Regions from separate parts of the Homo sapiens genome. Here region 1 is linked to region 2. The links are chromatin loops, found by intact Hi-C in ENCODE. Cell type or tissue: heart right ventricle. All regions are shown on one strand. Links, peaks and the distances in the headings refer to the core of each region. The heading gives the core; the rest is flanking DNA.

What was found. Hi-C counts contacts between places; a loop is a spot of excess contacts. Peaks named below come from ENCODE experiments on the same cell type or tissue, not always from the same donor. Only the 100,000 strongest peaks of a DNase experiment are listed, where the experiment ranks them.
Region 1: it touches region 2 in a loop (12-fold over the local background); 58 of 110 quality-filtered maps call a loop at or near these places.

The regions. Positions count from the first base shown.
Region 1 is chr3:50,117,653-50,120,554 of GRCh38, reverse strand. RBM5 (RNA binding motif protein 5) reads right to left here. Exons shown (of 25, transcript NM_005778.4): 25 at 1,534-2,224. The coding sequence ends at 2,099. It overlaps SEMA3F-AS1 (SEMA3F antisense RNA 1), which reads left to right. Exons shown (of 4, transcript NR_135301.1): 4 at 2,307-2,902. Among named protein-coding and RNA genes, the nearest start is that of RBM5-AS1, 18 kb to the right of the region's middle. RefSeq lists an enhancer at 1-257. In heart right ventricle, for the core only: no CTCF peak of the experiment used is centred there; no DNase peak of the experiment used is centred there.
Region 2 is chr3:50,271,851-50,274,752 of GRCh38, reverse strand. It overlaps SEMA3B (semaphorin 3B), which reads right to left. Exons shown (of 17, transcript NM_001290060.2): 7 at 1,310-1,455; 8 at 1,107-1,218; 9 at 925-994; 10 at 696-840; 11 at 171-390. MIR6872 (microRNA 6872) reads right to left here and starts at 1,517; the gene lies at 1,456-1,517. RefSeq lists enhancers at 877-1,400, 1,379-1,578. In heart right ventricle, for the core only: CTCF peaks have their summits at 277 (motif pointing left), 1,436 and 1,642 (motif pointing right); DNase peaks (open chromatin) are centred at 274 and 1,652; H3K4me3 peaks cover 1,189 bases; H3K27ac peaks cover 385 bases; H3K27me3 peaks cover 64 bases.

The sequences.
Region 1 (2,902 bases), core at 307-2,806, 150 kb after region 2:
ACTCTCCACCCCAGCTCTGGGCGCTTGGGCCCTCATTTGTGAAGTTCCCAAGCCTTACTCTGCAGAAACCCAGGCTTGGGGCTTCTGCATTTGCGTCCACCTCTCCCTAGCCAGAGCTGTGATTAGGCTCAGCTTCTCCAAGGCACTACCCTACAGGCCAGGGTGAGGACCTCCTGAGCATTTTCTATTCCTTAACGCCCTGCCCGAAAAGAGGAAAACGTGACCACCCACAAAAGCAAGTCTAGCTTCAAAAGTAAACTGCAGAGAAAAGGCCACCTTAACTGCATGCCCAATCTGTGGAGCTTAAGCACTCAGTTTGGCCAGATTGGCAATGTGAGCAACCCATCACATCATCTGGTCCCAAGAACAGCCTGAGATCCAGGTATACTTCCTGACCTGGTCAGGCATGGTCTTCTGGGTCAAAATGATGTTCTCTGCCCTGTGGAAGAGTGCTGAGGACGAAATACCCATTCAAAACAGAAAACTCTCCAATGCCCCCAGGACCTCCTTAGCAGCTGAGAAGATGCAGTGAGTGGAGTGCTGCCAGGGGGAGATGACCTCCTCAGTTTCTCCATCGCAGCAGAGGGTGGACCAGGTATCACCTGTATCATGGCCAAAAGCAGGGAGGATCTGCCCTGCAGAGCAGTGACAACTCCACACTCCGGCATGTGTGGAATAAAGTCTGTGGAAACTAGAGAGGTGCAAGCACTCATGGTCACTTTGGTCTTAGCAGAAAAGCTACTAAGTTACCATGATTTCCATGAAGAGTTTTAAAACATGCTAAACTTTTTTTTTTTTTTTTTTTGAAACGGAGTTTTGCTCTGGTTGCCCAGGCTAGAGTGCAATGGCGCGACCTCCGGCTCACTGCAAACTCCGCCTCCTGGGTTCAAGCAATTCTCCTGCCTCAGCCTCCCGAGCAGCTGGGATTACAGGCCAACCACACCCAGCTAATTTTGTATTTTTAGTAGAGACGGGTTTCTCCATGTTGGTCAGGGTGGTCTTGAACTCCCAACGCCAGGTGATCCGCCTGCCTCGGCCTCCCAAAGTGCTGGGATTACAGGCGTGAGCCACCACGCCCGGCTAAAACATGTTAAACTCTTGAATTTAAAAATCCGAACATGTCAAGACCAGCCTGGGCAACAGAGTGAGGCCCCATCTCTGTAAAAAATTAAAAAATTAGCCTGCATGGTGGTATGTGCTTGTAGTCCCAGCTACTTGGAACACTAAAGTGGGAGAATCGCGTGAGCCCGGGAGGTCGAGGCTGCAGGCTCCCGAGTAGCTGGGATTACAGGTGCACACCACCACGTCTGGCTAATTTTTTTGTATTTTTGGTAGAGACAGGGTTTCACCATGTTGGCCAGACTGGTCTCAAACTCCTGACCTCAGGCAATCCACCTGCCTCGGCCTCCCAAAGTGTTGGGATTACAGGTGTGAGCCACCACGCCTGGCCAACCCTGCCTCAAAATCAATCAATCAATCAATCAGAACGTGGTGATGGGGGCAAGAAATAAACTGATTTCATCACCAGGCTTGACTGGCTCAGACATGCTTGACCCACCTACCCACCCAAGAATAAAGAGACACAGGACACCCATTTCTCAAGGTATTTCTTTTGTAAAGGAGCCAGATTTGGCAACTAGACTGAAAATCTTCCAAAATTCTGTACAAATGTGTAATATACAAATATACACAAGGCTTTTGCCAAGAAAAGACATCACAACAAATGACAGAGGTGGCTTTGGTGTCACATACCACCTACAGCATCTCAAACCCCTAGGAATGTGAGGGGCTGATGGACCACAACATAGGCTACACATGTAAACACGCTACATTACACTATGTACACTGGAGTATAAACAATCCACTGTCCTCTCCGGTCTGTTCACAAGCCCTCTGGCGGGAAGGAAGGCCATTCACCAGGCAACCCACATAAGGGGAACTTCTTTAAGGTGGGAGGGAGAACCCTGCAGAATGAAGTGGTTCACCCTAAGATCTATTAACAGCACAAGGCATGCCCTTAAAGAGACAGGCGGTAACAGCGAATTCGGGAGATGGACCACTTCTTGTGCTCCTTGTCATCTCTCTCTCTCTCTCTCTCTCACTCCATCTCAGTGAACCGGGCAAACATGGCTTTCCGGACAGCATCTTTGTAGGAATCGGCGCCCGACAAACCATATGCGCTGCCTTTGGCTCCTAGGCCAGCTCCCTTTAGCCGAACTTGAGCCTGGGAAAGCACAGAGACTGTCAGCTGGGAGGTAGGGTATGGGCTGCTCCACCTCTCACCATGCCCACTCCTTACCCAGCAGGACCACCCACCAGGAGACAGAAGAGAGAAAACTGTATATGAAGACAAGGATTTCTCCAGAAGAGACCAGGAGCAAGTATAAGGACTGGAGGAATAAAATGGGCTACGGAACACAGGCAGATGAAGCAAATCACCCACCCCTCAATGCCTGCTCAGCAAGCATCCACGCCTAGGAAAGGGCCCCAAAGTATTCCTCTGAAGGTCTGGGAAAGGTATGGTAATTACAGGCACACATTATACAGGATAGCTCAATGTCAGCAGAACTCACATAAACAGGATGAACATGGTCTACAAGAGTCTGACCTAAGCTGTGCTCCCAGGACAGAGCAGGGGCAATTACGGGTGGAGCTCCTGCCTAGAAGGCCAGTGGGTAGGGGCCTCCGATCCTGGGATATGATGCCTCAATGTGGGCTCTGATCAATTTAAAGATTTCTTATCATGGGTGAAAACCCTACTAAATTTTTTTTTTTTTTGAGACAGAGTCGCTGTTGCCCAGGCTGGAGTGCAGTGGCGTGATCTCGGCTCACTGCAACCTCCTCCTGCCAGGTTCTAGCAATTCTCCTGCCTCAGCTTCCTGACTAGCTGGGATTACAGGCA
Region 2 (2,902 bases), core at 184-2,683:
GTTTGGGTTGTGAAGAGTGTGGACTGGAAGAGTGTGGGTTGGGCAGCATCCACAGGGTGGAGACACAGCCCAGGAAAGGATGTGGAGATGGGACTGAACAGGGAGAGCTTCCATCAGCAGCCCACAGGGCCTGGCTGGGAGCCTGGGGGTCGCTGTGGAGGGACCCTGACCTGTGCCAATGAAGAGGACGTCATAGTGTCCGTCAGCGGCTGCAACCCGGTCCGCGGCAATTTGAGTGAAGGTGTAATTGGCTCCAACTTGTAGGAAAAGAGGGCGCCCCCCAGTGGGCAGGACAGAGTTGTACATGAGGGGGTGGTTCCGCGCAAACTGGATGACATCGTCTGGGAAGTCCTTGGTGGAACTGAAGGTGCCAAAGGTCTTGCTGGGGCACTGGGGGTGGGGGAAAGGGAGGCACAGCAGGGATATAGATATGGGGGCTTGATAGGCAGCCCTCCATGCCCAGCCTCTGGGAACATGGAGGGGGATGGGGACAGAACCCTGCCCTGAGAATTAGAGAGGAGATCAGCCTTGCCCTAGGAAGTCAGAGGCGGGAAACAAGCCTTGTCTTATGATGGAAACGTTTTCCCACCCATAACTAAAGGAAGAAACCACATTCACCAAGAAGACCCCAGGCCAAGTTCTCAAACCCTTGAGGCTTTGAAGTGGGTTGTAGCAGAAGTCCCTGGGCTACGAACCATGCCTGGCCGCGGGTAGGGGACGCGACCCTGGTATGACACCCACTGGTGCATGGGCCCCTCCTTGTGTGCAAAGGGTCCCAAGAAGGCCCGGCGCACGTCGTTCATGCTGTACACGCACACCGCAGAGCCCTGGAAGATGCTGCTGGAGGCGAAGACCAGGGCGAGGTGAGGGGCCGGGTGGAGCCCAGCGGCCCGCCCCGGGCGCTCCCTACCTCCTGCCCCTCACCTGGACGTGGAGAAGACGGCATAGAGCAGCGGGGTCCGGTGGTCCCGCGAGGACAACAGAAACACATCCTCTGCGGGGAAGGGGCCTAGCTGGGGTAGGGCGCACAGCCCCGCTGCGGCGGGGGCTCCCGGAGTCTGCGCCGCTGCCCCCCTCCCCAACCCCATACCCACTCCCGCACTCACGGAGCTGATCGAAGTGGGTGTCGCCCTCGACGCCGGGCACCGAGCACACCAGCCGCGCCTTCAGGAACGTCGTCCACTTGTTGACCAGGCTGCGCTGGCCGCCCACGTCGTTCTGCCGGGACGATCAAAGGGGATGAGGGCGAGACCAGGGCAGGCAAAGGGGTAGGGGCAGGGTCGCCGGGTGTGGCCCAGGGACTCCTCACCCGGCAGATCTGGCCAACGCGGGACACGGACAGGCGTCCCAGTGCCGGCGCCGCCTCTACCGCCGTCTCACGAAAGAAGAAGTAGATTTTGTCGTCGTCTGGGTTCTCGCTCTCCGGGATCCAAAATACCTTGACAAACTTGGGCTCTGACCGCGGCAGGAGGCATGGGTCAGCGGGTCCTGGCCTTGCCTCCTGATGCGAGACCCACGCGCTGCTTCCCCTTCCCGTAGTGCGGGCACAGCACCCGGGATCACAGTGTCTGACCACCCAACCTCTAGCACCATGTCCAGTTGGCGCTCTGCGCGGACCGAATCCAAAGGATCAGGGCCTGCGAGGCAAGAAGCAGCCGCGAGGGGGCAGCAGAGACCGTGGCTACCTGGGGGCGCAGGCGTGAAGCCCGGCTAGCCTCCGATCTCGCCCCACACGTCGCCCAGCACCTTAGGCTGGGGTAGGAGGGAGATGAGGTAATCTGGTTTCACCTTCACTCATGAATCTTCCTCTCTAGCATAACCAGATGCTCCCCACTCCTGCTTCAAATCCTTCTGCTGGGTCCCATTGCTCTTTATTATTATTATTATTATTATTATTTGTTTATTTATTTATTTTTTGAGACAGTCTCGCTCTGTCGCCCAGGCTGGAGTGCTCGATCTCGGCTCACTGCAACCTCAGCCTCCCAAGTAGCTGAGATTACAGTCAGAGCCTACCACCACACCTGGCTTTTTTTTTTTTTTTTGAGACGAAGTCTCGCTCTATTGCCCAGGCTGGAATGCAGTGGCACAGTCTCCATTCACTGCAACCTCCGCCTCCTAGGTTCAAGCGATTCTCCTGCCTCAGCCTCCTGAGTAGCTGGGATTACAGATGCACACCATCATGCCGGACTAATTTTTGTATATTTAGTAGAGACGGGGTTACACCATGTTGGCCAGGCTGGTCTCAAATGCCTGAACTCAGGTGATCCGCCCGCCTCAGCCTCCCAAAGTGCTGGGATTACAGGTGCACACCACTGCACCCGGCCAATTTTTGTATTTTTTAGTAGAGACAGGGTTTCACCATGTTGGCCAGGCTAGTCTCAAACTCCTGGCCTCAAGCGATTTGCCTGCCTCCGCCTCCCAAAGTGCTGAGATTACAGGTGTGAGCCACTGTGCCCACCAGCCCATAGCCCTTATTTAATTTTTATTTGATTTAGAGACAGGGTCTGCTCTGTCCTGCAGTGGCAGCATCATGGCTCACTGCAGCCTCCAACTCCTGGGCTCAAGTGATCCTTCCATCTCAGCCTCCTGACTAGCCAGGACTACAGGTGTGTGCATGCCACTGCCCCCAGCTAATTTTATTTTATTTTTTGTCTTGCTTTGTAGCCCAGGCTGGTATGAAACTCCTGTCTTCAAGCAATCTGTCTGCCTCAGCCTCCCAAAGTGCTGGGATTACAGGTGCAAGCCATTGTGCCCAGCCCCCATGACTCTTAGAATAAATGACTCTGGCCCCTGACAGTCCAGGCCCCCTTTTCATTGCTAGCTCTGCAAGTCTATTCCTTTGCTTGTTCTTGCATCCAGGCCTTTGCACTAGTTGCTCCCTCTGCCTGGAATGCTCCCTCTG